2 separate regions of the Homo sapiens genome follow, and region 1 is linked to region 2. The links are chromatin loops, found by intact Hi-C in ENCODE. Cell type or tissue: endothelial cell of umbilical vein. All regions are shown on one strand. Each heading gives the region's core, and the rest is flanking DNA. Links, peaks and the distances in the headings are about the cores only. Region 1 overlaps PTPRD (protein tyrosine phosphatase receptor type D). Region 2 overlaps PTPRD (protein tyrosine phosphatase receptor type D).

Region 1 (16,993 bases), core at 4,343-12,342, 270 kb after region 2:
GTAGTGTGGTAGTGAATGTCACTACAGGGTGATACTTATCCTGATGACATGAGAATATTCTACATTCCTCAAGTTTTTTTGACAGAGAAAGAGCATGCAAGTTCCCATTAACATAATTAACAAAAGGGAGATTGTACTTACACTTGTAAATTTCCTTTTAGGGCAACATTGTTCTGCACATGATTACAAGTCCCTACTAATAGCCTTGTTTGTCCCTTGCCAGCAGTTTAGAATAGAAACTAAAAATTTAAGCGTGATTTTCTTGCTGCTCTTTCTAATTCTTGTATAGTCAAGGGAATTATATTATTTAGGGCATATATACATGTGTGTGTGTATATATATATGTGTGTATATATATGTATATATATGTGTATATATGTATATATGTGTGTATATATATTATATATGTGTATATATATTATATATGTGTATATATATTATATATATGTGTGTATATATATATATATAGAGAGAGAGTCACTTTTCTGAATAAACTACAAGCCTTTGTTATTTAAATGAAACTAACTTTTAAAGACTGGATCCAAAAGATCAAAACAACTTGGAGAAAACAAAACAAAACAAAAACCTAGAGGATCATAGAAACTAGACACCTGCTATCAAATGAATCTTAGAATTCACGTGACACATGCTTTTTCAAATGGAAAAAAAAGAAATGCTCTATGTCATTTGAAATAATATATGAGTTAAGTGTAATATCTCAATGACTGGCATTGCTAATGTTATGAACATTTGAAATTGAGCTACCCTGGTGGAGTTCAATTGAAATTAGGACATTAAAATCAGACATAGATACAGACAAAGAAAGATACATTATAACTTTGTAAAAGTAAAACAATATAAATGCTCAGTAAAATAATGAGAACAAAGTCAAAGAATGTTGTGTGTGTGTATATATACATATGTATAGAGAGAGTTGGCATTTAATTTGATCCAATCTAAGCTTCTAAGAAAGACTGTACTAGTATATTTATATAGTCTTCAGAGAAAACAATGATGCAGTATAATTTCTAGTGTTTAAAAATCCAAATCAGTTAATCTAAAATAATTATGCTAATAACATGGTTTAACAGAGTAAGAAACGAATGGAATCATTCCTTGAACTCAGCTCTCTTATAAAAAGTGATAATGGCATAAGGCAATAGTAAATATATAGGAGCAAGAAAACTGAATTTTTTCTATACCAGGTATCAAAGTAGATGGGAAGCCTTAAGGTATACTAGTCTGCTGGGAATAAAGAAACAAGCTTCACCTTCTAGAATACAGTAAATTTGGCAGCCACTCTTAGATTGTTTTGAGGAGAAATATATAGATTCAGGGAATTAATATGTCCAACAAATAATGTCTCCCCTAGAATATTTGATTGCCCCACAATCAAAGAGAGAAGATAATCAAAGGCCGAAGATGCTACTTAATATGACCAGGTCACCTATTACATGCATATTAAACCATTTAATTGACAAATGAAGCTGTAAGGATTAAGACTGAAATTATTTAAAAATCAGTGGTCTAAAAAGGTGAAATTAAAAGAAAAATTAAAAAAAAATTAATTTGTGCTTTTCAAGAAATGGTGAAAATGTTAAAGAATAAACAATATTTTGAAAAAGGGACTACAAACTATAAAATAGGATAATTACACTAATGCTATTTACCATTTTTGAGCATATATTTTAGTTTGATACTATCACAATACCTTACAGAGTGCATCTCATTTACTCATCAGGCATGTTTATGAGGTAGACTCTGTCATCGGTATGTGACAGGGGAGAAATATGTTCAGAAGATTTGAGCCATTTGTTCAAAATCACCTAAGAAATAGTGAAGCCATGAATAAAACTGAGGTCTGAAATCCAAGTTCATGTTGTTAACTACTATCCTATACCATCCATGTAGGATACATAATTGTTCACTGATGATAAGCTCAAGTGTATTGACAAATAGCAAAAACAGAGACATTGGTACTGCAAAGCAGAAGATTCTGGATCAAATACAGGCTTAGATGCTGACCAGCTATATGAGCATGAATAAGTCACTTTACCTCTCTGGGACTTATTTTTCTTATTGGTAAAATTAGGAAGCCAAAGGTGATAGATTTTCACAGTGAGAGTCCACAGTTTTTTCATGCCTCCCTGTATCCACACATTTGCACAGACCCTTTGCACACTGATGCTTGATGTGTGATATGGTTTGGCTGTCTCCTCACCAAATCTCATCTTGAATTGTAGCTCCCATAATTCCCACATGTTGTGGGAGGGACCTGAGGGGAGATAATTGAATAAAGGGGGCAGTTTCCCACATACTGTTCTCGTGGTAGTGAATACATCTCAAGAGATCTGATGGTTTTAAAAGGGGTTTCCCCTTTCACTTGGCTCTCATGATCTCTTGCCTGCCACCATGTAAGGTGTGCCTTTCACCTTCCACCATTATTGTGAGGCCTCCCCAGCCATGTGGAACTGTGAGTCCATGAAACCTATTTTTCTTTATAAATTACTCAGTCTCAGGTATGTCTTTATCAGCAGCATAGCAACAAACCAATACAGTAAATTGGTACCAGTAGAATAGGGTGTTGCTGTAAAGTTACCTGAAAATGTGGAACTGACTTTGGAACTGAGTAACAGGCAGAGGTTGAAACAGTTTGGAAGGCTCAGAAGAAGACAGGAGTATGTGGGAAAGTTTGGAACTTCCTAGAGACTTGGAGGGCTCAGAAGACAGGAAAATGTGGCGAAGTTTGGAATTTCCTAGAGACTTGTTGGATGGCTTTGACCAAAATCCTGATAGTGATATCAAAAATGAGGTCCAGGCTAAGGTGGTCTCAGATGGAGATGAGGAACTTGTTGGGAACTGGAGTAAAGGTCACTCTTGCTAGGCAAAAAGACTGGTGACATTTTGTCCCTGCCCTAGAGATCTGTGGAATTTTGAACTTGAGAGAGATGATTTAAGGTATCTGGCGGAAGAAATTTCTAGGCAACAAAGTGTTCAAGAGGAAGCAAAAAATAAGAGTTTGGAAAATTTGCAGCCTGACAATGCAATAGACAAGCAAAATCCATTTTCTGGGGAGAAATTCAAGCGTGCTGCAGAAATTTGCAGAATTTGCATAAATAACAAGGAGCCCAATGTTAATCACCAAGACAATGGTGAAAACGTCCCTAGGGCATGTCAGAGACCTTTGCAGCAGCCCCTCTTATCACAGGCCTGGAGGCATAGGAGGAAAAATGGTTTCGTAGGCCAGGCCAGGGACCCTCCTGCTGTTTGCTGCCTAGGGACTTGGTGTTCTGCATCTCAAAGGCTCCATCCATGGCGAAAATGGGCCAAGGTACAGCTCAGGGCATGGCTTCAGAGGGTGCAAGCCCCAAGGCTTGGCAGCTTCCACAGGGTGCTGAGCCTGCGAGTGCACAGAAGTCAAGAATTGAGGTTTGGGAACTTCCGCCTAGTTTTCAGAGGATATATGGGAACACCTGGAAGTCCAGGCAGAAGTTTGCTTCAGGAGTGGAGTCCTCATGGAGAACCTCTGCTAGGACAGTGTGGAAGGGAAATGTGGGGTTGAAGCCCCCACATAGAGTCCCCACTGGGGCGCTGCCTAGTGGAGCTGTAAGAAGAGGGCTGCCATCATCCAGACCCCAGAATTGTAGATCCATTGACAGCTTGCACCATGTTCCTGGAAAGGTCACAGACACTCAATGGCAGTCCACAAAGGCAGCCAGGAGAGGGGCTGTACCCTGCACAGCCACAGGGTTGGAGCTGCCCAAGACCATGGGAACCCACCTCTTGCATCAGCATTACTTGGATGTGAGACATGGAGTCAAAGGAGATCATTTTGGAGCTTTAAGATTTGACTGCCCTGCTGGATTTTGGACTTGCATGGGGCCTTTAGTCCCTTTGTTTTGGCCATTCTCTCCCATTTGGAACAGCTGTATTTACCCAATGCCTGTACCCCCATTGTATCTAGGAAGTAGCTAACTTGCTTTTGATTTTACAGCCTCATAGGCCAAAGGGACTTGCCTTGTTTCAGATGAGACTTTGGACTGTTGAGTTAATGCCGAAATTAGTTAAGACTTTCGGGATCTCTTGGGAAGCCATGATTAATTTTGAAATCTGAGGACACGAGATTTGGGAGGGACCAGGGGCGGAATGATATGGTTTTGCTGTGTTCCCACCCAAGTCTCATCTTGAATTATAGCTCCCATAATCCCCACGTGTTGTGGGAGGGACCCAGGGGGAGATAATTGAATCATGGGGGCAGTTCCCCCATACTGTTCTCATGGTAGTGAATAAGTCTCATGAGATCTGATGGTTTTATAAGGGGTTTCCCCTTTCACATAGCTTTCATTCTCTCTTGCCTGACACCATGTTTGACATGGCCTTCACCTTCCACCATGACTGTGAGGCCTTCCCAGTCATGGGGAACTGAGTCCATGAGGCCTATTTTTCTTTATAAATTACTCAGTCTGGGGTATGTCTTTGTCAGCAGCACGAAAACAGACTAATACAGTATGACACCGTGACTCCCTTTAGTCAATGAGAAAATAGCAAATATGATACAATCAGAGGCTTGAAAACTTCCTGCCTCCTGGAGCTTACTCTCCCTTGCTGCTTTTGGAAGTCCTACAACAGCATCTATTTGAATAAGTCTGGGCTAGCCTGTACAAAACATATGACTCAGTCTTCCTGACCACATCAGCTAACAGCCAGTAACAACCATCAGACATAAAAATGAGGCCCTCTATGACAAACAAACTTGGCCCACCCGCCAGCTGACCGTAGCCACATGAGTGAGTCCAGGAAAAGCCATTATAGAATAACTGCTCTGCTGAGTTGAATCCTAACTGCTGACAGAATTATGAGCTAACAAATGCTTGTTGTTTTAAGCCAGGGATGCAAAAACTTACTCTGTAAAGGGCCAGATAGTAAACATTTTAAGCTCTGTGGGCCATGTGGTCTCTATCACAACTACTCAACTCTGTCATTGTAGCACAAAGGCAGCCACAGACAACAAGTAAATAAATGAGCAAGGCTGTGTTCCAATAAAATGTCATTTACAAAAACAGGCAGCAAAAATAAATAAGGAAACAAATAGGCAGCATCCGGACCTGATCCATAGGCAACAGTTTGCTGACACTTGTTTTAAGCCAGTAAGGTCTGGGAGTGTTTGTTATATATCAAAACCTAACTGATACTTTGATCAAGATGAGCTTATTAAAATTCTGTCATTAGAAGTTGCATTATAAGTGAAATCAGCATTACAGTAATCTAGTTTATGTCCCGCAAAAATATAAAGCTTTCATCACTGAATAGAATAAGAAATGCTTGCATTTCTCCAAATTTATTTTCAATGCAAGTGATCATGTAAAACTTTGAATATATTACTAAACTTATATTAACTAGAAAAAATATAAATATAACTAAAACTTCACGCAATACCTTTTTCATGGCCCTATGGAGACCCACACCATCACACATGCACACATGTGCTTACACATGTGGACAGACACACACATACACACACACAGACCCAAGTTAGAACACAATTTTTAAAAGCACTAGTTAAGTGTGCCTTAAAATGCATTACAGTTGCTAAGCAAAATTATAAACCAAGCAATGTAAGGAGTGTTAAGAATTAAAATAGCCCTTGAAAATGAAAAAAAAAATTGCAAGTATCTTAGTATGTGTATTATTATTTAATACAAATTTTTAAATGTAGCCCTTCATAAGATATGCCAGATGTAAATGTAGTTCTAATATGTAAGAAGGAAGAGAAAGCAATAAGAGAATGGATGAGGCTAAGGAACATGGTAGCTCTAAAGACCTGGATGTCACTGGAAGCTGAATGAGACTAATTTTGATTCAAATATGTCACTTATAATTTATGCAGAATATATCTTGAAAGAAATCCGGTTAATGTTATTAACTAATGGTATTATTTTTACTGTAAAATTGCACTGATAACATCAAGTGTATTTGTGCGGCATGGGGTATGGAAAGTGGATAGGAGAGAATGTAAAGAGAATACTTAGCAAGGACTACAATTTGAATTGAGCTTGAGAGGAAACTATAGTTTCAGGAAAAGCGAGAATAGCACTGCATTGCAGGCTAATTTTAGAAAAAAAAAATCTATAACCTAGATAAGTTACTGTTGCAACCCACCTAGGTTAAAAAATTTAGCGTGTAAAGCCCATTAAGAACATTCTGGAAGTTGTCAAACTATTGTCAGAAAACTTCATGAAGAAACCAGGGAATAATTTCTGCCTTTAAAAGTAGTCAGGGGGTTGGGCATGGTGGCTCACATCTGTAATCCCAGCACTTTGGGAGGCCGAGGCGGGCGAATCACCAGGTCAGGAGTTCGAGACCAGCCTGGCTAACATGGTGAAACCCCGTCTCTACTAAAAACACAAAAAAAATTAACTGGGAGTGGTAGCGGTCCCCTGTAATGCAGTTACTCGGGAGGCTGAGGCAGGAGAGTCGCCTGAACTCGGGGGGCAGAGGTTGCAGTGAGCCGACATCACACTACTGCACTCCAGCCCGGGCGACAGAGTGAGACTCCGTCTCAAAAAAAAAAAAAAAAAGGAAAAAACAAAAAAGTAGTCAGGGATGGAGCAGATGGAGTTACACCAACACTTTTGGAAGTAGGTTGAATGATGTAAATAAAAAATAGATATACAAATTATAGGCACTTAGTATCTCAGGAACACTAGCGTCTTGACACTAAGTGTTAAGAACAAATTTATATAGGAAGCAACTATGGTTTAAGCAATGAAAAAAATGTACGTTAATGTATTATTAGAGTCGTGGTTTATGAATAAAAAGATGAATTCATAATTTTTTTAATGGTTAAGTTTTTCAGTCACTGATAGCAAATGATTGACACCTACTAGCAAGATATGAGAAAGAAAGAAAATTCTTGCCCAAGGCATTTCTTGGTTAAGAATTACCTTACATTTTAAGAATAACTAGAGTTTATTTTTGGACTGGAATATAAATTGGTACAATGTTTCTTAAAACATTTTGGCATGTCTTACCAGGAGTCTTAAATGCTTATGCATTTGATCAGACTCTCTTCATAATAGTAAATATAAATGTTATGCACAAAAATGTTCATTAAAGTCTTATTTTTTTAATTGATAACAACAGGAAGACCAACAATAAGAAAATGCTGTATACATTTAATAAACTATCTGGCCATTAAAATTTTGGAATAGTTTCTATGCTCTGAGAAACTTATTATTAGGTGAATACAGTAAAAGTGAAATAAAAATCACACATATCTAATGATCTTGTTTATGTAAAAGATTTACTTGTAGAGAAAATTTTGTCAAAATTTATGCTAAAAAAATATGCTAAAAAAATAGTGATTAACAGCCAGGTGTGGTAGCTCATCCCTATAATCCCAGTACTTTGGGATGCTGTGGCAGAATTGTTGGAGGCTAGGAGTTCAAGACCAACCTAAGCAACATAGCAAACCCCCATCTCCATCTTTTTTTTTTTTTTTTTTTAAATAATTGGCTGAGTGTGGTAGTGTGCTTGTTTAGTCTTAGCTACTCAGGAGGCTGATGCTGGAGAATCGCTTGAACCCAGGAGTTGCAGGCTGCAGTAAGCTACGATCATGCCACTGCACACCAGCCTGGGCAGCAGAGCAAGACTCTGTTGCTATAAATAATAATAATAATAATAATAATAACGATAATAATAATAATAGTGGTTATAACAGAGGGGCAGCATTTTTTATTTGTTATTTTTAAATGTTCTAAATTTGTAACTATGTATTATACTAATAGTTTTCTTAGGGATTTAAATATATAGTTTCAGAGAATACGATTCCTTTGACCTCAAAAACTCTAAAGTGCTCCTTAGTTTGGCATTCAAGGCTAACAATCTGTTACCAAGTAACTTTTGATCCTTCTGACACTCTTCCTTTCCACCTAACACAGATAGATTGATCTTTCTATTTCATCATAAGTTTGTATTTCTCCAGTTCAGGGCTTTTGCTGAGTTCCATTTGTACAAAACACCTCATCTGTTACTCACATTGTCTCCTTCCTGTTTTTAAATCCCCTTTCTAGTACTATATCCTCTCATCCCAGAATCCCTATTTAACCACAATGTTGAACAACTCTCTCAACGGCTACCGTCTGTTTTATGCTACCTTTTCAACGCTAAGTGATAGAAACAAACTTAAACTGGCCTTTACAAAAGGGGTGAAGAGGGTTGGCTAAATATATTCGCCCATCTAGGGCAGGGATTTTCAGTCTCAGCAACATTGGCATTATTTGTTGTCCTGTGCGTTGTAGAATGCCTGGCAGTATCCCTGGCCTCTAGCCATCGAATGTCAGTAGCGCCCTCCAGTGTCACAATCAAAAATATCTCCAGCCACTGCCAAATATCCCCTGGGACAAAATCTCTAGCTGAGAACCACTGCTTTAAGAGGAAACTAAAAGTTCACATGCTCAAACCTTTTGCTCCTCCATCCAAAAGATTTTCACTCCACAAGCTTACTGCTGCCAGCCCCATACCTTGAACATACCAGATTAAACACTCCAGGAAAAAAAATGCATTGTTTAAAATAACAACTCTTGTAAGAAGTCTAATGCAATTTCTAATTGCCCTAACTATGAATTAATCTATTTGATCCACGTAAGAGGACAAGCAAGGGCTTGTGTATGTGTATATGCTACAATGGTGCTACATACTTAGCTGATAATGAGATAAACATGTGGTTCCTATTGAGTAATATTTTTGTTTGTTTGTATGTATGCATGTATATATGTGCATGTGTAAGTTTTAAACAGTAAGAAGTGTCAACAAATATACATATTTGCCCTGTTCTGAGGGTTGCTTTCATCATTATACAACCACCTGAGGAAAGAAAACCCTTTGATTTCTAAGAAAAGAGAGGGTGCTCTACTGTTGCTTACACTTTTTTCTCTGCCTAGTAAGACTGTAAGCTGCTTAAAGGCAAGCAATGTGTTTTTAACATTGGTGAAGGTGGGTACCTTCCAGAGTGCTGTCTTGTAGAAAGTTCAAGATATAGTCCTTTATTAACTGTAACTTTAAAAATTACAACATAACTTACTGGAACTTTTTAAGTCACCGAGAATAAAATGTTCTCATAATTTGTGTTTTACAAAAATATCTACAATTCTATAAAAATCTTCTGAAAAAAGAAAAATTATGTTCTGTAAAACATAATTCTAAAAAGTAAACTTCAAAAAAATTAAAAACTGCTTTAATACTTTTATTAATTTTTTTCCTTAGTAAACGTTAAATTTGACATCTAAACCCAAGTATGTATAATATGACAGAAATTATAAGATTCAAATAGGGAAATACAGAATAAAATACTAAATGTAAGCTTCTTGAGAGGAGGAAATACATGTTACAATGGCGCTACATAATTAGCTGATAATGAGATTAAAAGTTGAGTCCTGTTCAGTAGTATTTTTGTTTGTATGCATGTATATATGTGCATGTGTAAGTTTTAAACAGTAAGAAGTGTCAACAAGTATACATAAACTTATGGAAATATAATTACATACATATATTTTTAAAATCTTTAATTCATCTTCCTTAATCAAATTATTAAAAAAGATTATTATATCATAAATGTTTTTTAAGAATGGTAGCAATAGTTTTTTTGAAAATAAAAGTTTATTATGCTGATATAGCATTCATATTACAACATATTTGTAAAATAGGATGTTATAAGGCAATGCATCTCTAGTTAAGGGCAATAGTCTCAAGTTAAGAAAATATAATTTCAAGTTGAATTTCAAAGAGTTTGAAAGCAAACTAATGAGACTTGTTGTATATATTTTTGCTTCCTATAATTTTACAAAGCAATTTTTATCTGTCAGAGAGGGCTGTGCCAGATATTGAGAAAGCCTAATTTGAATAAGATGTTAAATGCAGAACTGCCATACAAAAATCAAAATAAAAACCTGACTTCCATACCAGATTTTTTGATCTTCAACTCCTTGGAAAACACTTCAGGCTCAATAATGACAATTAAATTTAAATGGAAGTTTTCTTCAGCATAAAAAATTGTGGTATTGGATGCATGTGGAGTATATCTTGACTTGAATGCATTATTTCTTTCAAATATACAACTAGAATATAGACTATTTTCTGATCCTATAAGAAATGATCTGAAATATACATTGTACAGTTTTTCCTAACATTATGTAAATTCTTTGTCATAATATTTTATTTTACTTATTTTTTTATGTTTCTTTTGTAGTCTGGAGTGCAGTGGTGCAATCATAGCTCACTGCAGTCTTGAACTCCTGAGCTCAAGTGATTCTCCTTCCTCAGCCTCCCAGGACTAGAAGAGTGCCCCACCATGTGCAGCTAATAGAAAAGAAAAAAATGTAGAGATAGGGTCTTGCTATGTTGCCCAGGTTGGTCTTGAACTTCTGGCCTCAAGTGATCTTTTGTTTCGGCCTCCCAAAGTACTGAAATTACAGACCTGAACCATGGTGCCTGGCCTGGACCTAACATTTTAATAGATAATACTAAGTGTAGAGATAAAAAGTGAGCCATATTTTCCCATACTTGCATTTAAAATATTTTAATATTTACTATTTTAAATTCCTTAAAATGTTATTTTATAAATAATTGATATGTTTTTGGAACAGAAGACAATCTATGTACATTTGCATTTTTAGGTGTTACAAATACTATTTAACACCAGCAGATACATCAAATCTACTGCTTATTTTTGAGTAATTAAAATTTAAAGAGTAACTCAGAGTCTCTTTATGACTTCTAAGAATCTAATGGTTCAAAGAACATTGAACTTCACAAAAATTGCAATGAAAAAATATTCTTAATTATCTCAAGTGTTTTCTTATAAATTAATAAGCATCACTAACCAATACTGATAAATTCAATTGTTTCTTTTCTTTTCTTTTCTTTTTTTTTTTGAGACGGAATCTTGCTCTGTCGCCCAGACCAGAGTGCGGTGGAATAATCTCGGCTCACTGCAACCTCCGCCTCCCAGGTTCAAGCAATCCTCCTGCCTCAGCCTCCTGAGTAGCTGGCATTATCGGCGTCTGCCACCACACCCGGCTAATTTTTGTGTTTTTAGTAGAGATGAGGTTTCACCATGTTGGCCAGGCTGGTCTCGAACTCCTGACCTCAGGTGATCCACCCACCTCGGCCTCCCAAATTTCTGGGATTACAGGTGTGAGACACTGCACCTGGCCCTCAATTGTTTCTTATATCATTGGAATTCTTCTTTGATTTTTTTTTAAATTTTATTTGTCTGTATGTGAATTCTCTTCCAGTCTATTTTCTAAGCATTGTTCAGTAACAACTTCATGAAGATGAAATTTTTGTACCATATCATTCATCCATTTAAAATATGAATTTTGTTATATTCACAGAGTTTTGAAATTATAGAACATTTTCATCCCTTAGAAAGAAACCCCATACTCTTTAACAGTCACTCATCATTTCCCCCTAATCCCTTCCCAGCAGTAGCCAATCATAAACGTGCTTTCTCTATGTATCTCTCTATATCTACTGGCCTATTTTGGATATTTCACATAAACGAAATCATATAATATGTGGTCTCCTTTGTGACTGGCTTCTTTCGCTTAACATAATGTTTTCAAGATACATTCATCTTGTAACATGTATCAGCACTTCGCTTTTTATTGCCAATAATATTCCATTTTATAGACAAAATATTTTATTTTTACATTTATGTGTTGATGGATATTTGAGTTATTTCTACTTTTTGACTACTGTAAAGAGTGCATCTGTGAACATTTACGTACAAATTTTGGGGTGGACATATGTGTTCATTTTTCTTGGATATATAACCAGGCATGGATTGCTTTGTTTTTTGAAAACAGGATAACTCACTGTTAAACACATAGTTCTTGTATCCTATTTTCTTCATGTAATTTTCATTCCCTTAATAGCTGATAAAAAACCTATATATTTTGTTAAGAGACAGCACTATGTTTCATGCCTGTGAAATTTGTAAAACATAATTTAATATGACAATTTTCTCTTTCCATTTCACAAATCCCCCTAGTGTTTGAACTCACATAAGTAATAGTTTATCCACTATTTTCATTTGAGAACCTGTTTAGGGAGTCAGTAAATTAAGCTGTATTCAACTTGACATTTTTCTATAAACAGAAATGTTTGCCTTTTTAAAATTCTAATATATGGTTAAGAGAACTGAGAGAATACCACACATGTGTGAATTTTTGAAGACTTTTATCTTAACTTTTAATAAATGTCTTTCTTCTGTGGGGTGAGCAATTGAAATGTTGTCCATCAGTATTCTGTCTCAATTCAGTAGAGATGAAAAATGCCTGATGTCACTGTCAAACATAGAAAGATTTGATGAGCAAACCCACAGGAAAAATTGGCTTTTCCCAGAAATGCTCTGATGATTGGCACAATGTGTATGCAGCTGTTTTCCTCTAATTTCCAGTTCTGATATTCAGAGAAGAACTTACCTTTTGCAGATGATGTACCTGTAATGTGACAATACATAATCCCACAAGGGAATATCACTAAGGATTTATGATACACATGAGAGCTTGGAAATGCCCTTTTAGACCAAATATAGTTCTAGCATCTGTGTCCCTCTTTGGCTCCTCAGTTTATAGATCTCTGATTTCATATTGCCACACCATGGGGTACATATTAGATTGTAAATATTAATTGAGTAAATAAATGAAGGAATATTGTGAAGAATATATTTTTCCAAGCCTATAAGAAAATTGTTTTAATACCATAATAGAAATAGGGTCTTTTTCAGTGGCCAACTACATTAGATATGGTATATTAGAGTTAGATAAAAATTTAAAGAAAGAAAAAAGTAGTCAAGTACCAACTAATGTTTAACCTGACTGAAGTCCAAGCCAAAAATTCTGAGGCAGTAGAAATGCATTTATTTTGTTAAAAATATCTTAGGGTGATTCCTAAGTGTATATCAGAATTTCTCCAAGGACATATGCAATCCACAGTACAGAAATTGATAGAAATAGAGAATGACTTCTTTATTCAAAGAACCACTAAGAAGGGAATGGTGCACTAAGCTGTCAGAAAAATACTTCTGATTTCTGGTGTGTAGTCAAGTTTGTATAATCAGTATTAAATGTCACAGTGTAGACTATGGTTATCAGGTAGTAGCATACCATAAAGGTTAAAACACAATGGCCTTGCTTATATCTTGATGTACTTTATTGAGATAATAGAGCATTTTTGGAGCTACAAATATTTATTTAACAATACACTGTGCTTCTTTTTGAAAACAAAAGTTTTTAGCTAACTCAGTGTAACAATAGCTATGTAATGTAGTTTTTAAAATCCTCATGCTTTGTGTCACAAGATGGACATACTACTTCTGTTTGTATCCTCCTAACAGAATTTCATTCTTGAGAAATTCATTTAATGGCTGTGGGTTTCTGTTTCTTCAGGTGTAAATGAAAGCTCTGCCCACCAGTTAACCTCCAAAGTTCTGTCCAACTCTGATATTTAATGCTCCCATTACAGGGAAAACATGGAACAAAATTAGACGGCAGGTAAGCCATATGAAAACTGGATCATTTCAGACAGAAATCCAATTTGAACTGTTTATTAATAACTTTTGTATGTGACATTGGGGAGAAATGAAAACAGATTGACTTGCTAGGAATTCCTTCTGAGGACAAGGGTTATAGCTAACAAGTGACTGAATCCTTTGGCAGTTGGACACTAACCAGAAGTGCTATGACAACAGGAGGCTGTCTCTAAATATAGTGCCTCAAAAACGACATTCTCCAAATAGTTTCCTGCAACCATTAGTGCATATAAATTCTTCGAGTTAAAAAAGGAGAATTTGGTTTGCGCTAGTATGATCTAAATTGATATTTAAATTAGAAGACAAGTATGGCTTTGGCCAAAATGCAGACAATTTTAAAAAGACACCAAATGTCCTGAATATTGGGCTTGCATTCACCACCTTTCACAAACTTTGTCTTTAGATATTGCTCATAGTTACAAATGTCTAGTAGCTTAAGGAATAATGGAACTTAATTTTCTTTTTCATTCCTCCTATTGTGTGGTGAGTTTTGAAATAAAGAAAAGCTATTCCATTTAAATATTTTAAAATAACTTAGAAGCTACATTTACATTTTTCTGTAACTCCATTTATTTTCTGACACCTCTCCTTCTAAAATCCCTTTTGTCCTTAGGACATTCAGGATCTAGACAGCAGCAATGGAAATGTGCCCTCAGGAATAATGACGGTGGAATAGATGGTATGGGTGTATTGTAGTGACTAGGGATGGAGCCACAAAGCATTGAACAGTTCTACCTAGAAAATTTACATATATCATGTAACTAGGTATTGCATACATATTTCTGAGTTTATGGTACAGTTAAGTAAAAGGGCTTGGAAATCAGGGCACTAGTTTTCACATTTCAATAGGGCTGCTATGTATGTTTGTGCAAACTCTTGTCTTCACAAGGATAGCACATCTAAAAGGACACTGTATTACAGTGATTATAGATTCCCAAATTACAGCAAAACCTTCCTGTAGGTGGCAGCGAAGTATCTTTTTTCTTTTTACAAAAAAACTTTAAATTCTGATAATTTTTCTGAAAGAAGTTTCTTAAGTAAAGGAAACTTGTTCTTTTCTTATTTATAAAAAGATACCATATGGGGTAGAGAGGTCCAGCATCTGAGATGTGCTATTTTCAAGATCTAAACCTTTAGATAGTTTAACTTCTTTGAAACTTAATTTCAGCCTTGGTCAATAAGTAAATAAATTGAGAGGGATGAGAGAGAGAAAAAGAGAGAGAGAGAATTGATGTACTTATAAATTTATTTGAAGATTAAATCATACTACCTACACACATTTAGTACTCCATAACTGGTATTATAATCAGGTGTTGATCATAGATAGTGTTATATTTAGTATCATTTTGGGGAAATGAAGGGAAGTTCGATTCCATTATTGGGATAGACTACCAAAAAAGGGGCCAGTATCCATTCCCTCTCTTTCAAGGTCAAATAGAGGTAGAAATTGCTAGAAACTAGGTTAAGTTCACCTGTCCCAGAATTGCAGGAGAGAATTCTTAGAAGCATTTAACTAAATGGTCACGTTAACAAATCAGAGAGATGCAGCATAGAGGCAGGAAATGGTGGAGCCAAAAGTGAAGCATGCCTCAGAAATACATTTGTGATGCCCCAAGTGGAGAAAAATCCCTGAGGGACATGAAATGAAAGAAGAGAAACTCAAAATCAATATGGCACAAGGGGTTTGAGAGCCAGTGTAACTTGGGATAATTCTGAATGAGTGACTCATTTCCTCTTTCAGGCTACAGTGTTAAATACATTTATAAGCATTTGACAAATTTTCAGGTATCTTGTCCCTTTCAGTTGGACCTTAGTGACCCTGTACTAATGTTTAGCACAGGATTGCTGGAGACACCTAATCTTCTGAGAAAGTTTTTACAACAATGCCATCTGGACAGATAGTAACCATAGAAAATGAATATTACAAAACAGTCATTTCAAAAAATAATTTTTGTAGAGGATCTCAGGTTAAACATATGAACAGGCCTTAATCCAGCCATTGCTTTCATTTGCATATTTAGTTTTATTTGGGAAATGTCACATGTTCAGCTCATTAACAAATGCATGACACAGCTACACAATCCTGCACATTCCTTCCTTTCTTTGATGCCCCTATTATTTGCCCCCAAGGACAATGCAAGAGAAAAGTAGCCAATTTGCTCATTAAAAGAGAACTCAGTTGAAAATGACAACTAATTTCAGCCATTTGAGAAATGACTGGATCTCAGTATGTATAGTATCTTGGTAAATCAAGACAAAGCCATTAAAATTATTGTATAAAATTAATTTGAGCAACAAGTCTTTAGACAAATTCATTGCATTAGCCTCTAGGTACTTCTATAATCTAATATCGAAAGTCATAGTAGATAAAGATATGAGTTTTAAAGCCTATAAAATTCACTCTTGTATATCATACACCTACCTAATTGATTAAAAGATACATATATTGCACCTGGCATATGCCTAGAAAGTAAATTATTCTTATGGCTGGCAATAATAGGACTAATCATGTCAGAACAGAAGGCCAGGTAGTAGAGAAAGTAAAGTACTCTTATTGTTAAAAAATTATAGGTCTAATACTTTTAGAGGTGAGAAAAGCCAACCCAAATTAGAGTTGTTGGCCAGATCACCATGACTTTCTCTGCTCTTCTTTGAGTACACAAACTATACAAAGTTTGGTACAATCAGAATCTAAATGTAATGCGAGAACATATCAGTGGGATATGGTAAAGAATAATCCAATTATTTTGCCCTGGATACCTCCCTCATGGCATGTCCAAAGGCCAGGCATAGAAGGAGAGTGAGAGAAAGGAAGTAGCAGAGGGCTACCCCTCCACCAGGTGGCAAAGACCCCTGATTCATCATGTTTATAGCCTAGTTATAGCTGATCTGGAGGTTAATGTCTCATGCAGTATCATCTTTAAGTCTTATAAACTTGATCTTTTGGTTTAGTAAAAAAACAACATAAACATAAAACATAAACATAAACATACAACATAAACATAAACATAAAACATAAACATAAAAAAAAAACAACAAACCCTGAGTTGAGTTATAAACAAACTGAACAATATATACCATCTGGTGCCTTTATCCCAAATCCATTTTCCTTACTTATTTTTCCAAAATAATCTTCCATCAAAATTTGGAATTTTAGAAGAACAAAAACGACAATGATCCAGGGCCAGCCCTGACTCTCGGCACCACTAGTTTAGTTGTGTAACTTAAATAAATTTCTTTGCTTCTCTATGTACAAGTTTCCTCATTTGTAGATGGGAATAATCATAGAGCCTAACATATGATCTAAGTTTAAGATAAGCATATAAACTGATTAGCTGAGTGTCTGATATAGAAAATTCAATAAATACTGGCTAATGTCATGATTGTATTCGAGGGTTA
Region 2 (16,993 bases), core at 3,491-11,490:
TGGTCTCGAACTCCTGAACTCAGGTGATCCACCTGCCTTGGCCTCCCGAAGTGTTGGGACTACAGGCATGAGCCACTGTGCCCGGCCCAGCCCAAAATATACTTTTAAAACAGTGCACAGTCAAGTCATAGAGAAAGAAAAGATAGGGATGATGTATATACCAAAGGTCTCATATTCACAAGATGAATAGAACTTCCACAAGTCATTGTCAAAAACCAGACAATTCCAATAACAAATGTGCGAGGGACTTCAACAGCACCACACACACACACACACACACACACACACACACACACGAGTTCCAAATGGCCATTAACATAAAGAAAAGGTGGTATACACATTCAGTAGAGTAATAATCAGCAATAAAAAGGAGTGAAGTACTGACACAATGCTACAACATAACGAACCTCAAAAACATTACGCTAAATGAAAGGAGTCAGTCATTATATGAAATGCCCAATATAGGCAAACCCATGAGAGTTAGAAAGTAGATTCGTGATTGTCTAGACCTGGAGGCTGTGGGCGGTAGAATGGACGAGACTGCTAATGGGTAAAAGTTTCTTTCTTGGAGTGATATTCTGGAATGAGATAGTGACAATGGTTGCATGACTGTGAATATACTGAAAACCACTGAATTGTGTGTTTTCAATGATTGAACTATATGTGATTTAAATTATATCTCAATAAAGCTACTAAAAGTTAGATGGAATGAAAATAAAAAGTTATAATAATAAAAATTCGTGGTAAAGAAAAATAACGTATTCTAGCTTATCAGTCATCATTGGAAACTAGTTCAACCATTGTGGAAGCCAGTGTGGCGATTCCTCAAGGATCTAGAACTAGAAATTCCATTTGACCCAGCCATCCCATTACTGGGCATATACTCAGAGGATTATAAATCATGCTGCTATAAAGACACATGCACATGTATGTTTATAGCAGCACTATTCACAATAGCAAAGACTTGGAACCAACCCAAATGTCCATCAATGATAGACTGGGTTAAGAAAATGTGGCACATATACACCATGGAATACTGCGCAGACATAAAAAAGGATGAGTTCATGTCCTTTGTAGGGACATGGATGAAGCTGGAAACCATCATTACGAGCAAACTATGGCAAGGACAGAAAACCAAACACTGCACGTTCTCACTCATTGGTGGGAGTTGAACCATGAGAACACATGGACACAGGGTGGGGAACATCACACACTGGGGCCTGCTGGGGGATGGGGAGAGGGGGGAGGGATAGCATTAGGAGATAAACCCAATGTAAATGACGAGTTAACGGGTGCAGCACACCAACATGGCACATGTATACATATGTTACAAACCTGCACGTTGTGCACATGTACCCTAGAACTTAAAGTAAAATAATAATAAAAAAATAAAATAAAATAAAAAGAATTTCAAAGTTAAAAAAAAACAGTTAGATGCCAATGTGAACTTTCATAAATAGTTGTTGGTTAAATACATACTTTAGAAAATTTAAAAGTATCAACTAAAGCTGAAAATCCTTTCCTTCTGGTCCAGCCTTTACATTCCCATGTGTATAATCACTAGTATGAGTTGGCAAAGATGTGGAGTAACTGGAATTCTCATATTCTCCTGGTGGGAGTATAAATTGGTCTAATTACTTTAGACATCATTTGGCTATATCTACTAAATATGGACATATGCATAAACAATGGCCTAGCAATTTCATTCTTAGGTACATATATTATCCTCTCCCTCCAAAGAGCAAACGATAAACATGTACATCAAAGTGCGTACAAGAATGTTCAAGGTCGTATGTTTTTTTGTAATAGGCACAAACTGGAAACAACACAAACATTCATTAGTAGTTAAAGGGATAAGTAGTGGTGAGATGATCTTATAATAAAATATTAAGCAGCAATGAAAATAGATGTGCTACAACCATGTATAACAATATGGATAAATTCTCTAATATAAAGTTGAGGATGCCAAAGTAGGAAAAATACATTTTACTTGATTCATTTTATATATAATTTAGAAACAAAAAATTGCTCTGTGACGCTGGAAGTAAGACTAACTTTGGAGAGGAAGCAGGGGTTTGTGATTAGCAGAGGTATCAGGGGCTAATATAACAAGAGTGATATTTACTCCTTGACTGAAATACTAATTACATGCGTCTGGTCACTTTTGTGAATATTTAATGAGTTAGACATCTGTGATTTTTTGCAATTTTTCTGTTATACTTGAATTAAGAAATAAAACAGAATCTGCTTTTCTCCACCAATGAGATTTTTAAAAATCATACAGACACAGTGAATCATGTTAACTGATCATGGTGATCATGGCAAAGAAAACTTAGAGCTAGATGTATAAACCATCTTTTAGAGTACTACTACTGCTACTTGTAAATATGTATAATACGTACTAGACATGATTCTAAATCATGTGTACTCATTTAATACAACAATTTTTTGAGTGGGGGACAATTTATCCCCATTGTACAAATAAGAAAACTGAGATACAGAAAGATTAATTTAACTGCCTCAGATGATAGCTAGTAAGTAAAGTCAGAGCTTGAAACCAGGAAGTCTGGCTCTAAAGTCTTTGTCCATAACCACGGACCTAATCTGTTGCTCTAGCAGGGATTTGGGATTTTATTACACACATTTTGAGAGCTCACCCTCTTGGATGCTTCCTTTCTATATCCTTCCTTTTTCCTCATTTGTTCCATCTTTTGAAAATACTTTTATCTTATGGATATTAAATTTGTAAGATAGTTTCTTTAAAAAAGATAACATTCAGCACCAATGTACTTTATTACTTAAACTTCACTTACCTCTCTAGAATAATTTATGTTTATCTCTTCTCCCATACTGTATATTAAAATTCAGAACTGACGTCTTATCTGTTTGTTTATCTCCCTCCCTAGGATATTGTCTGGTACATCATAGATGCCCAATAAATGACTGTTTTGAACTCAGCTGTTATAACACAATCTGTTAAAGGACAAAGAACAGTGTCCTTTGTCAAAAAGAACAAAACCTAAAAGCATAAAAGAAAAAACAAACAGAAAATTACAAAAGTAAAAGAGAGAAAGTGGGGATATATATGAAATGTCGAGTTTATACTCAATAAAGACCATGTGCATCTTAAACAATCACAAAACATATTTACAATTGAACAAATGTTTAGCTAAAATATTTATCAATTGTATTACATTTTAATTTTAGAAGGCAAACAATAACTTTTTGTTTTACTAATGATGAAAACTTCTTGCTTTGTCTAAAATATTTTTAGGTGAGAGTAGTTAAGTCTCCAAATAGCATATTATATATAATGTTAATATTGGATACTGCATCCATGTTTTTAAAATAAAACTATATTCACTGTATTTTAAATTAATATTCCTTTAGTACATTTAAAATTTAAAAGCTTAAAAACAGGTACATTTACATATATAAGCAAAATGAGTTTATTAAGTTTAAGCTTATTTTTGTAAACTGAATTTAGATTTTTATGAATTAATCTAATCTCTTTACTATGTAGAAACATACAATTAAAGGGAAAAATATTATTCTGGCTACTTTTTGCCTAAGGCTATCATTCTATTTTCTAATACCAAAAGCTAAAGGCCTCCAGAAAAATTTAAAGACCATGGAGCTATTGGTTTGGCAGCATACTTCACTTTTCTTTAGGTAAAATAGGGCTTTTATAGCATTCTCTAAGGTATTCTGTCTTCCCAATATTTGCAGATGGTGAAACTAAAAAGAGAACAATCAAACAAAAACAAGGCCCCCAACAGTTGTAAAGGTAAGCTATAAATTACAAAGTTTATAGCTTTGTCATGCTAATTCATGAGGTGTACATGTCCTGTGGAGATATTAAAAATGGTCTAAGAGATAAAAGTTTATAAATCTCCCTCACGGACATATGTGCTACTTTTACTTGCCTCTTCAGATCCATTCTCCCTTTTCTCCACCCCACTCTGTATCCTGAGATTGCTGGGCAGTAGCTTGGCAGTGGCCACTTTAGTCAGATTGCCTTTTCCTAAACCTCCTGGTTCAAGGAGCTGTTTCCTCCTGTTTTGCTCTTAGGCCTTAGAAGTAACTCCCTGCTGTTTCCACGTCTGAATGATTCTCTTTTACTCTACCTACTTCCTATTACCCAATTACAGTGTATTGTGTTTCTTGTTGGGACCCTGTCAGACATGTTTATTGTTGCTATTTATTTGATACTTTTCTGCCCCCAGATTATATTCTTATATTTTTAGGTGGTAAAATGCTCTGTAAACCCACAATTCAATCCCCTATTACTCAGTTACTGTTAATTTACATTCCACTTGAACATTATCAGTGACTGGGAGCTCACTACTTCCCCTTCCCAAAACAATCCATTTATTTCTACCAGATCTTAATTGTATAAATTTCTTTTTTCTTTTATTCTACTGTACCATAATATTTTGCCATTTCATTTTTACCTACATTTCCAGCTCGAGTCTCATTTTTTCCAGATATTTCCCTTTCCTTCATTTGAAATTCATGACACATGTATTAAATCATTTAAAAATATTATCTTTCTACTGTGATTATATGTCATAGAATGTATTGCCCAGAAATAAATGAAGGACTGATATCCTTATATTGGTCTGATATCCTACTATGGTGTTAGTTCATAACTTAAGTTGGGAGTTACTCCAGTAAATGAAGAGAGTTTTCATATCTAATAATTATTAATTAAATTGATTCAAAAGCCTCTCAGAAGACAAAATAGTAATTTGTTACACAATATTACCATAGTGAATTAGGATATTAAATAAATAAGATAAGCTCTCAGTATGGGAGAGGCTGATAAAATAAAAGAAAACAAAACACTGGCAAATGAGATGTCCATAGAGAGCTCTGAGAGAATGTAAACATGCCTGGAATCAGGAAGACTTATGCCTGGGCAAGGTGGTGTGAATGCCCAGGACTGACCTGAGGGTCCCTAATCTCTTACTTCTAGCTGACCTTGAGCCTTTGTGAAAGCAGAAAGTGAAGCTGAGGAAAATATGTAAACTGCCTTGCTAAGTATTGAAGTTGTGCTGTATTAAAACACAGAGGCCTTCTGCAAAGGTTGGGAGACCTATTAATTCAAAGCATTTAAGGTAATTATTGTCTAATTATTAGCTGACCACTATAAGGTCCTCAGAAGTGATTTCAGTGGCTTCATACGGCAAGGAATACAGACTTTACAGAATTCATCCAGGAAGGTTACTAAAGAAAATAATATTAAGAAGAACAACAAGACAACCTTCAACAACAAACCCTGAGAGAAAGAAGAGCTGATTTTCAGAGTTGGCATATTTATATTAGATTAAATATCCAGTTATCAAAAACATACATTTGGAAACATTTAACAAACCAGGAAGTATGGCCTGTATACAGGAAAAAGAGCAGTCAGTAGAAACTATCTTTGAAGAAGCCCAGGCATTGAATTTACTAGACAAACACTTCAAATTAGCTATTGTAAACATAATCCAAGACCTAAAGAAAACAATGTCCAAATAATTAAGGAAAACCTAAGAATAATATCTTGCCAAATAGAGAATCTCAATAAATAGTTAGAAATTATAAAAGTGAGTCAAGTAGCTATTCTAAAATTGAAAGCAAAATAACTGAAATTAAAAAGATATTCACTAGGGAGACTTAACATTTGAAATGGCAGAAGAAAGAATCAGCAAACTTGAAGATAAGCAATTTTTTTTTTTTTTTTTGAGACAGAGTTTCACTCTTGTTGCCCAGTCTGGAGTGCAATGATGCAATCTTAGCTCACCGCAACCTCTGCCTCCTGGGTTCAAGCGATTCTCCTGCCTCAACCTCCCGAGTAGCTGGGATTACAGACAGGCATGTGCCATGATGCCCAGCTAATTTTGTATTTTTAGTAGAGATGGGGTTTTTCCAAGTTGGTCAGGCTGGTCTTGAACTCCCACCCTCAGGTGGTCTGCCCACCTCAGCCTCCCAAAGTGCTGTGATTACAGGCGTGAGCCACCGTGCCTGGCCAACATGCAATTTTAATAAAGGAATTATTAAGAAATAATTTTAGGCAGATAGAGAGAGTAAAAAGAGTTCTTGGTAAGGCTTTTTCTTTTAATAGAAACAGCTCCTGAAACGTTTTTTTCTAGCAGAAAGGCAGCTTGAAAAGCCAGGCTGGCAAGTATTGATATGCTAATGTGGGTGATTAGAAAGTAGGTGCACCCAACATGGCCAACATGGCAATTCCCACCCTCTTCTCCTTGTCACCACATATGCCAGGCATCATGGCCACCCCCAGATAGCTCCACATGTGCAGGACTACATGACAGCTATAATTTGCATATTTAAAAGGCTAGGATGGGAGGGCCAGGTTTTTCACAGGCTACATGAATGACACACCTGGTGATACCAATCGCCTGGGCCATATGCAAATCAGACACCTTCTCCTCCAGCCTCTCAATATTACCAACCACTTTTCTGCCCCACACAGAGTTTCTTTCTTGGAACACAAACCTGCACGCTGTGCACATGTACCCTAGAACTTAAAGTATAATAAAAAAAAAAAAAAATATATATATATATATAAAAGAAGAAGAAGAAGGAATGCCCAGGCAGCAAGATGAAGCCACCTCGACCCTGTCCAGCCTGTGGTGAAGACCACTGGAGACAGAACTGCCCTCGGAGGTGGAGGTCACTGGGTGGAGTCTCACAGATGGTCCAGCAGGATTGATGGGTCCCGGGGCTCAAACCGTGGGTCCAGCAGCTCAAACTGCCATTATAGCACAGGAGCCCCAGGTGATTCTGGAAATTGAAGGAAAAAAAGTAGACCTCCTTCTAAGCACTACAGCCAGTCTCTCTTTTCTCCTCTCTAATCCAGGCCTCTCCCCTTCCCATAGCATGACCTTAAGGGGCATCTCAAGAAAAACTCTAATCCAATATTTTTCTCAACCTTAGTTGACACATACTTCCCAGACATTATCATGATAGCTCTACTAGTCAAAAAAAAAAAATCCCTCCAAATTAACCCTAGGACGTAATTTAGCTGTTTACACTCAACATAATGTGGCAGGATCACTGTCCTCTAGGGGAGCTCTAAGCTAACAAATAGCCAGGAAAGCAAGAAGTACACAAGGCAAGATAAGCAGTAGTTGCTCTAAATAACGTCTCTCTCCAGGCACAAGTGCTCAATTAGCTGAGCTAATAGCTCTAACAAGACCACTTGAGATAAGCGAGGGAAAGGTAGCTAACATTTTTACTGACTCCAAGTACTCTTTCCTGATTCTCCATGCTCATGCTGCCATTTGGAAGAAAAGACATTTTCTTACCATCAATGGATCTCCAGGAAATATCACCAAGAAATTAACAGGTTATTATCCTCAGTTTTTTTTCCTTCTATAAGAAATAGCAGGGATGCATTGCAGGGGACATCGAAAGGAAACAGATGAGGTAGCCAAAGGAAATAGATTAGCTAATCAGGCAGCTAAGTCAGCAGCAAGGAAGCCTCAAGGCATTAGCACAACTAGCAAATGGCCAACCCCAGGAAATGAAACCACGTTTATTTAACCCAGGAGATCTGGTATTAGTGAAAACTCTCACTTCTGCTTTCTTCCCTACGCTCGGGCTGGGAAAGGCCCGACACTGTTCTTTTGACAGTTACAGGAATCATCTCCTGGATGCACCACACTCAAGTCAAAGCCTAAAAAGCTAAGGGAGCAACCCCTGAAAGCCCAGAGGAAAGTCCTGAATCTCAATGTGGAGAAATAGAAGACCTTAGGCTGAAAATCATGAAAGATAAGTAACTGGGGAAGGGCTGCTCATCTTACTCAGTCCCACTGCTACCTCACCAGACTTTTTATTATTTCTGCCCTTCCCTCTCAAAATTTGCCACCAAATATTAGAACTTCTTTTTAACACATATTTGCAGGGAGAATTTAATTATACATGGGATTGCATTTGTAACTTTGTAGCTTCCCAAAGAGAAATGTTGTCTTGGCAAGTAAAGTTTTAAATGGAAATTATTTACTACGTCACTCTCATGGGAATTGTTATAGTCACGCTACTATTTGCAATAGAACTATACACTATGACACCCACGATGTGGAATTCTGGTTGTAAAATTCTAATTGCTGTAATATTTTGCCTCATTATACTTAGAGCAGGATAAGTAGTTACAGGAAAGATTTCGTCAAGGTTGTTTTGCTTACAGCAGGAGTAATAGTTTTTACTATCATTAAGTTTGACGGGACTTTTTACCGAAGGTTGCTAATGTGATGCACTCTAAGCTATGAAAAGGTTATAGAGAAAGAGATTTTATATAAGGAAGGATCTTGTTTGGTAAATTCTTGTCCTAAAAGGAAATGACCGGTTGTTTAGAGAAAGAATGTTTAGGACAAGTCAGAAAGTTTAAGTCTGTTGTAAGAGGGTCTGTGAAAGTCATGAAAAAATTTAATAATTAAAGGAAAGGAATTGTCAAGATTAATGCCAAAGTTATTTAGCCACCGAATAATGTATCTCTCCCAATCATACTGCAAGTTATAAAAATTGCCTAAGCCTAAAGTTATTCTCCAATGGCAAGTCAAGGGGGAAATGTATGCTCTTCTCAAGGAAAATGTTGCTTTTATATTAATGTTTCTGGTAATGTACATAAACATCTAGTGGAGGCAAACTGGTGTTGCAATACATGGGTGTAACTAACAAGAGTCAAATTACACTGTTAGTTATAGTCTATAGGACCCCCACTAACAGTGATAATTTTAATACTCATAATCCAACCCTATATTTTTAACCTTCTTGTAAAATTTATCTCTTTTCACCTAGAAACGATCAAACTCAAAATGGTGCTGCAAACAGAGCCCCACATGGACAAGCCATTCTTCCAAGTACCCTTAAATCCACCTCAGGAGAAGACCCAACTGCTGTTCCCCGACATGACGCCCCTTTTCATCAGGAAGTAGCCAGAAATAATTGTCGTCCAACACCCACTAACAACAGTTAGGTTTACTTCTCTTGAGGGGGGAATAATACAGGAGTTATTAAGAAATAATTCTAGGCAGATATAGAGGGTAAAAGTTCTTGATAAGACTTTTTCTTTTAATAAAAACAGCTCCCGAAACATTTCTTTTCTAACAGAAAGGCGGTTTGGAAAGCCAGGCTGGCAAGTATTAACATGCTAATGCTGGTGATTAGAAACTAGGTCTAACCAACATGGCCAGCTTGGTGATTCTCACCCTTTTCTTGTCAGCACGTGTGCCAGGCATCATGGCCACCCCTAGCTATCTCCACGGGTGCAGGACATCTGGTGGCCTGCATTTGCATATTAAGAGCCTGGGGTGGGAGGGTCAGGTTTTTCTGGGCTATGTGAAATACACACCTGGTCAAACCAATCCACTGGGCCGTATGCAAATCAGACACTGCTTTCTCCAGCTTCCCAATATTACCGACCACTTTTTCGCAGCAGCACACAGGGTTTCTCTCTTGGGAACCCCGCTCCCTCTATCTCTGTAGCGGGGAGCTTTTTTTTCTTCTTTCTTGACTATTAAATTCTCCACTCCTTAAAACCACTCCACGTGTGTCTCTGTCATTTATCTAAATTGGCGTGAGACCAATGACCCTGGTGTTCCTCCAGTCACCGGATCTGTATCAATTTGACATCATCCATTCCGAAGAGCAGAAAGATAAAGAATAAAGAAAAATGAACCGAGCCCCCAAAACCTGTGGGATAAAGTATATCAGCACATATAAAATGAAACTCCTTGAAGAGGAGAGAAAAAGGGGTCCAAAAGAATATTTGAAGATATAATAGTCAAAAGTTTCCCAAATTTGGTAAGAAGACAATCTGTATATCCAAGAAGCTTAATAAATTATAAGGATAAACTGAAAGAGATCCACAAGTAGAAACATCATAGTCAAATTATCAGTAGACAAAGATAATCTTAAAAGCAGAAAGATAAGGAACTTATCACATACTTGTCACTGTCAATAAGATTAAAAGTTGACTTCTCTTCAGAAATCACTGAAGCCAGAGGCAATGGAATAACGTATTCAAAGCACTGAAGAAAAAGACTATCACATAAGAATTCTCTACCTAACAAAATTATTTTTTAAAACATAGGAGAAATAATAAAATAAATGGTTTAACACATAAAATTAATTAATGTAACTCACCATACTAATTAAGAGAAAAACTAAAGGAATTCGTCACTAGTACAGCTGCCCTATGAGAAATACTAACTGGAGAGTCCTTCAGGTTGAAATGAAAAGTCTCTAGACAGTAACTTGAGTCCACATGGAGGAATAAAGAGTACAGACAAACAAACAATATAGGGAAATATACAAGATAATGTAAATATATTTTTGTTTAAAACGCTTTTATACTCCTACCTGACTTAAGAGATAACTGCATGAATTTTATTAATGGGTTTAAAATTATAAAGATGTAATTTTTATAGCAATGTTAATACAAAAGGGAAGCTAAAGAAAGGAGCTACATTGGAGCAATGTTTCTGTAAACTATTGAAATTAAGTTGTATTAATCTGAACTAGATTGTTTTAAATTAAGCAGTTAATTGTAATCCCAAGCACAATAACTAAGAAAATAAGATTTTAAAAAATAGAATAAATAACATAGGAACCAAACTGGTATACTAAAAATGTTTATCACAAAAAAGAGCAATATTAAAGAAACATAGGAACAAAAAAAAGACACAAGACATACAAAAAAAGTAAAATGGCATGCATAAATGTTACTTTATAATTTGTCTTTAAATATAAATATATATATATATATTTATATAAAGAATTCCAATTTAAATGCTGAGGTTGGGAGAATAGATTAGTTTTTAAAAATCAACACTTAATCTACCTATATGTTGTCTAAAAAAGAAACACTAAATTCAAAGACACAAATCAGTTGAAAATAAAAGGATGATAAGATACATGTCATGAAAACTGTTACCAAAAGAAAACTAAAGTGTCTACAGCTACTATCAGACAAAATAGACTTAAACCTACAAAATTTTACTAGCACAAAAGAAGAATATTTTGTAATAATAAAATGGTCACTCTTTAAGGAAGACATAAGAACTGTAAACACATATGTACCTAATGACAGAGTCTCAAAATACTTGAAAAAAAAAACTTACAGAAACAAAGAGAGAAATAGAAAATTTAACAATATGTAGGTACTGTCATACTTCACTTTCAATAATAGATAAAATGAAAAAGTAGATGATAAAAAAAAAAGACTTCAATAACACTACGAAATAGACCTAATGAAAATCTGTAGAAGATATTTCATACACTAGCCGAATACACAATCTTCTCAAGTGCACATGGAACATTCTTCAGGATGTATCATTATTAATTATATCTTATAGTAAGCCTCAACATATTTAAAATAATTAAAAATTTAAATTTAAATGAAAGACCACCAACTAAAATGAGATAAAATTACAAATCAATTATAAGAGAAACAGTTAATAATTAATAATTACTTGGAAATAAAATAAAGGCACTATGAAAGAGGTGACATATCAAGTGTGTCTTAAAGGAAAGATAGTCTTCTGTTAGTCAAGGGACATAAGAAATGAGTTCCAGGCAGAAGGAAGAATAAAGCCAAATTATGGAATTGAAAGGATATGACACATCCACAGAATTACATGTAGTTATATGCCTAGAATACTGGATCTATGGAGATGATGAGGAATGAGGAAGTGAGATAAAGGTTAGAAAGGAAGACAAACTACTAAGATACTTAGATTTCATAAATAGATGATGCAGGACCACTGAATAATTTTTAAGCAATAAAACCATAGACTCAAAATTACATTTTAGAAGATAATTTGAAGTTGGGGGATATTAAGAAAAATGGGTTGGAGATGAATTAAGATTGAATATATATGAATCCAATTATAAGAACAATTGTGTGTTCTGAATTAGATTAAAAAGGGCCGAGATGGTATAAGAGATAGTGAAACTAAAGAAGAGAAAGTGCTATTATTAAAAGATAGAATCTCAACTTATTCCAATGATAAATCTTTTTATAAGAGATAAAGTTAATACTAAAATAACCCAATAAGATTAATATTGGGTTAATATTAATAACCCAATAAGGCTGATAAAACATATGACAACAATAAAACAATTTAATGATAATATAGCCATTTGTGAATACTATTTTAAGTACTTTATTTATAACAACTCATGTGGTCCTCACAACAGGCTTATTAAACAGGTACTATTATTTTCCCCAATTTGAATTAAATTTCAAATTCTAAATTTTTTTAATACCCTAATGGCCAAATTTTAAAAAGCCGACATACCCGATTTATTTGCTTACAGACCCTAATACAAATTATTCAAAATTAATTTTGAAATAAATATTGCCTTGCAAGATTAAGCTCTCTACAAATAAGAGGAAAAAAAGATTGGAATTGAGAAACTTCAAAGGTTATTTTATTTAACCCTGGTACACTAACAGTCTTCAAAAAATAATTTAATGGGTATTTATGGAGGAACTAATATTCATCAAATATTATACTCAGCATGTGGCTACAAAAAAGAAAAGAAATATATAGCCCCTGACATAGAAAGGTTTTAAGTTTGATGGAGAAAATGTGCCTAAATACATTAAAAAAAATTTAGGTTGTATATATTGGGTGTTGTTTTTCCAGAAGATAAAATTGTTAAGTATACCTGGAGAATAAAAGCAATCATTAGGCTATATTAAAGCCACATTTTGAATGATAAGAGGGAATTTGCCATGTGGAAACAAAGGAGAAAGTCATTTCAAAAAACTATTTATTGAGGAATTAAGCAAATTAATACATTTTATATTTAAATAATATTTGCAGAACCCCAATCCCCAAAATGTATATGTGTATGGCAGATAATTCACATCATTTTCTTTTCTTTTCACATAAAAATATGCAATCATTCATTACCCACCGGTCAAGAGAATAGGTATATAAGCAGAAAACAAAATATTTTTAAGCCACATATTATACAATAAATAATTAAATAATTTTAAGGTGCCATTTAGCTCTCTGATAAGTTTTACATTTTAACACACACACACACCGCACACACACACACAGTGTAAACATAACGTTTTTAGATAATTCTATTTTTAAAATACCAAATAGTGTCATAATTTTATAAACACCAAACTTTATAAAATCAATGGTTCCCAAGTACAACCTTTCAGTAAGCAAACTAAGTTTACAGTAGTGTATTCAATAAATAATGCAACTCAACAACTGAAAGTTGTCACACTGAGATTTAGTTCTGTTTAAAAGCAGATCAGGGTTTACTATTCACTCATTCCCTCGAAGGACTGGCTCTAGCAAATTTTTCCAAGTTGGTGTTTTCTAGCAGAGGGTCTTAAAATTAACTAACTCAAAAGTAGTCCAACTGTAAATGCTAGTTTCATGCCATGCTTAATACTAATGGAAAAACTTTACTTTTCTTAGCTTGATCATATTTCTTTGCAATGAAAAATAAATGCCTAAGTGTAAAACGTGGACACTATTTCCTATAAGATTTTTTTTTGTCTTTTATTTTTCAGCCCATTTAAAGGTCATTGTATAACCTTTGGGCGATTATAATAACTGTTACTGTCCTAGGGCAGCAGATAAGGCACAAAGCTAACCTTGGTGTTTCTAAAGCACACAACCAACAGCTTTTTAAAGTAAAAGAGACCTTAAAACATGCTACCACTCGATGATTCTGATACTAGGCTTTATTTCTGTATCATGATGGCTATTTCTTTTCGAGGCCAACAGATAAGACCAAGATTATCAAAAAGCAGTTGTAGGTTCTACTGTGCTCAGTTCCTGCGGACTGCTGCTTGGCTAAGTTGCAGCTCCCTCTCTCCTTGGCAGGAAGCCTGGACAAGTAGCAGAACATTGTCAAAATTATTATTGTTTCTGTTTTTTCTTTCTTTTTCAGATAGCTCAAAAATGGTTATCAGAAAGTCGAGAATTTAAGAGTGTGTCTTTATCTCCTTTCTTAATTCTTCCTAAAGAAATAGTAGAAATGTCTAGGGCAGAAATGCATAAGCAGATGGTTATGTGCCTTCATTAATCAAATGCAGCTTTTCCCTCACCTATCTTGTCCCTCTGGCATGACACTATAAAACCTTCTGGAAAGGTACCTCGTAATATATATTGATAAAATGAAAATATACATAGTCTTTAACCCAGTTATTGCCCTTAGAGAGACCCTCTCCTCATTTAACAATCTGAAATGCACACAAATTCATAAAGATATTTCATTATAGTATTAGATATAAAAGAACAAAATTGTACTAAAATATACAAAATTATGGTAAATGCTTAATTAAATAATCAGTCAAATGAGGAAATATTACAGGGCAATAAAATTAAAATTCTAAAATCTAAACTGAATTTCAAAAATGCTTATGACATAAGAACAAGGCAGGGCATGCAATTATAAACATATACACATATGTACATATGCAAATATATGATGGTATTATACAAAAAATGAGATGAGAATCAATAAAGAAATATTGCAGTTAATGATTTCCTATTGCTTTTCATTTTTAGATTTCAAAGTTTTTAAGAGAAGCACTAAAAATGTAAATAAGAGTAAAACCTGGAAAAATAATCATACAATTTAATCATTTTAATACATTGATGATTTACATCAGTTCCCTGCTAGTTATAGGATAACTCAACTACTTAGCATTTGATACAAGCCTTTGACAATGTGACTAGTCTGTGCAGCTCTAGTCCCATTATTACAATTTTTTCATTGATTTAATATATATAGCCACTTTGAAAATTATGCTATATGCTGATCCCACTTACTTAAAATTTATTTTTCCTTTATAGCTTTCTAATTATTTTATATTGGCAAACCGTTACTTATTCTTTATGATCTAGTCCATATATCCTCCCAATGTTAGAATAAGCTATATTTGGATCATATTCCCGTTTTACAGAATTCAGGGTATTAGCATTTCTGCAGAGTTGAGAGAATATGCATGAATATAATCAGAGTATAATTAATATTGTTTCTTCAAATAACTGAGCAGGGTGTGTCCCTATGTCAGGTATTATTTAGTTCCCTTTACATTGGACGAATAATCAGAGCCAATATTTTTACTTGATTAGGTAGGATTTCTTCTATGTTTCTTACCATTCATCCAGTATTGCTCCAGCCTATCAATGAAACACCAAAGAATGCTGGTCAAAGACTTACTACAATCTAGATATATTCTATTGACAACTTTCTTCCATTCCATTCTATCTACTGGTGTAATAACCTTATGAAAATATGGAACAAGGCTATTCTGACATTTTACATTTTGACTTTCAATAGTCAAAATTTCTTTTAAAATTATTTTCCAATAATAATAATGTTATTGCTGGTATTATCACTATTGGTATAATAGCAATAATTTTAATGTAACAAATCCCCATGATATACCAACTCTCTTGATGATAACATTATAGTCTTTGAGCTCCTCAACACCACTCTAAGGCAGAAGTGTTTGTCTCTGTTTTTAAAAAGAAAACATTAAAGATCAAAGAGTTTAACTTATTTAAGGACATAAGTCAGAATTGATATGGTCCAGGATTCAAATGTAGGTGTTTATCTCTGCACTAAACTATATAAACCTTTAGTGCACTGTCAAGCACATCATTTTGCTTCATTTTTATTACTTTTACTTTATCATGTTGGAAAAATAGATCAGAGGAAAAATAAAGGACATAAGTAGAGTTTTAAAATTCATTAAAAATGGCAATTTTATTTAACTCTATAGAAGATGATCTAATAAACAGTAAAGGGCTTTAATTCGACCAAAAGCAATACCAAGGAAGAATAAATAATTTTCTTATTATAACAGTGAGAATACGATACGAAGAGGCGTTCTGAATTACTTGTCCTTGGGGGCCAGTTAAATAAGACAGAAGGCCATCTGTTTGGATGGTTTGGGCACTAAATTGCAAAGCATTAAAGAGCTGAACCATATGATCTCACGAATGCCTTCTGGTCATATGGTTCCATTTCAACAGTGTTTATCTCTTCCACATCAAAATTGTTCTTTTGAGAGAAATATGAGAGAGGCAAAATTTTGTTCATAAGCCACCTACAACCCCATGCACATGAGGAATGTTTTGGCTAAAATGTTAAATAAAATTGTGAATAGCTTCAGCATTTAAAAAAATATATATTTAAAATACTAACTGCTTGTCCAAAATCAGAACTTGTTAGAAATAAATTATCTGTTACAATTGATGCATAACAATCAAATTTTATTTATCAGCCAATAGTTACTTTAGTAAAATTTAGGTTATTCTATTAAGATCAATGCCATGTTAAAGAAAAGTATATTTATTTTCTCATCATATTTCTATACTTAAGAACCATTATGTTCTTAGTTCTAGTTAACACTTATAAATCTTAGTAAGTTTATAAAGTAATAAACCAGCTATAATTTGAGGAAATATTCATAAGGCAAACCTGCAAATCTGGGGGAGCTGGCATTTCCAATTTGATAAAAGGTGAGAAATAACAATAAAATCTTAAGCACCTCAACCCGCTTAACAAATTCCCTGTTGGCCCAGGGAACCTCAGAGAAACCTTGAAAACTGAGTTCTCACCTGTGATGGGATGGGAGGTCACACATACCTCACTATATCCCCTCCCTCCCTGTCAGTAGACTTTCATTCCTAAAAGTTGAACCAAAACCAGCCCTCTCAAAAGATTTGCTGAATTCCCCTCCCTTTTTGTGTTTTCAACCACATTCAACCAGCATTCCTTCCTGATGAGAGACCACCAACTGTGGACCAGCTGTGTCTGACTTAAGAGTCTGAATATAGGAAGCCTGTGTGGCCTTTGTTTCACATTTTGACATATAGAGCCTAATTTTAATGCATGTAAATGTTAAGTCTCCACTCCAAAGTGAACATGGGATATATGTAACATGCATGTTTGCTTAGCATGCATATGTGTGCCCCATTTCATGCATATTCAC

Evidence for each region. Hi-C counts contacts between places; a loop is a spot of excess contacts. Peaks named below come from ENCODE experiments on the same cell type or tissue, not always from the same donor. Only the 100,000 strongest peaks of a DNase experiment are listed, where the experiment ranks them.
Region 1: it touches region 2 in a loop (9-fold over the local background); 4 of 110 quality-filtered maps call a loop at or near these places.

Annotation. Positions count from the first base shown.
Region 1 is chr9:10,260,630-10,277,622 of GRCh38, forward strand. The region is part of intron 3 of PTPRD (protein tyrosine phosphatase receptor type D); the gene reads right to left. Among named protein-coding and RNA genes, the nearest start is that of PTPRD, 340 kb to the right of the region's middle. In endothelial cell of umbilical vein, for the core only: a CTCF peak has its summit at 8,356 (motif pointing left); DNase peaks (open chromatin) are centred at 4,712 and 8,312; H3K27ac peaks cover 1,837 bases.
Region 2 is chr9:9,991,574-10,008,566 of GRCh38, forward strand. All of the region lies in intron 4 of PTPRD (protein tyrosine phosphatase receptor type D), which reads right to left. Among named protein-coding and RNA genes, the nearest start is that of PTPRD, 610 kb to the right of the region's middle. RefSeq lists an enhancer at 7,213-8,412. In endothelial cell of umbilical vein, for the core only: a CTCF peak has its summit at 7,065; a DNase peak (open chromatin) is centred at 7,328; H3K27ac peaks cover 1,578 bases.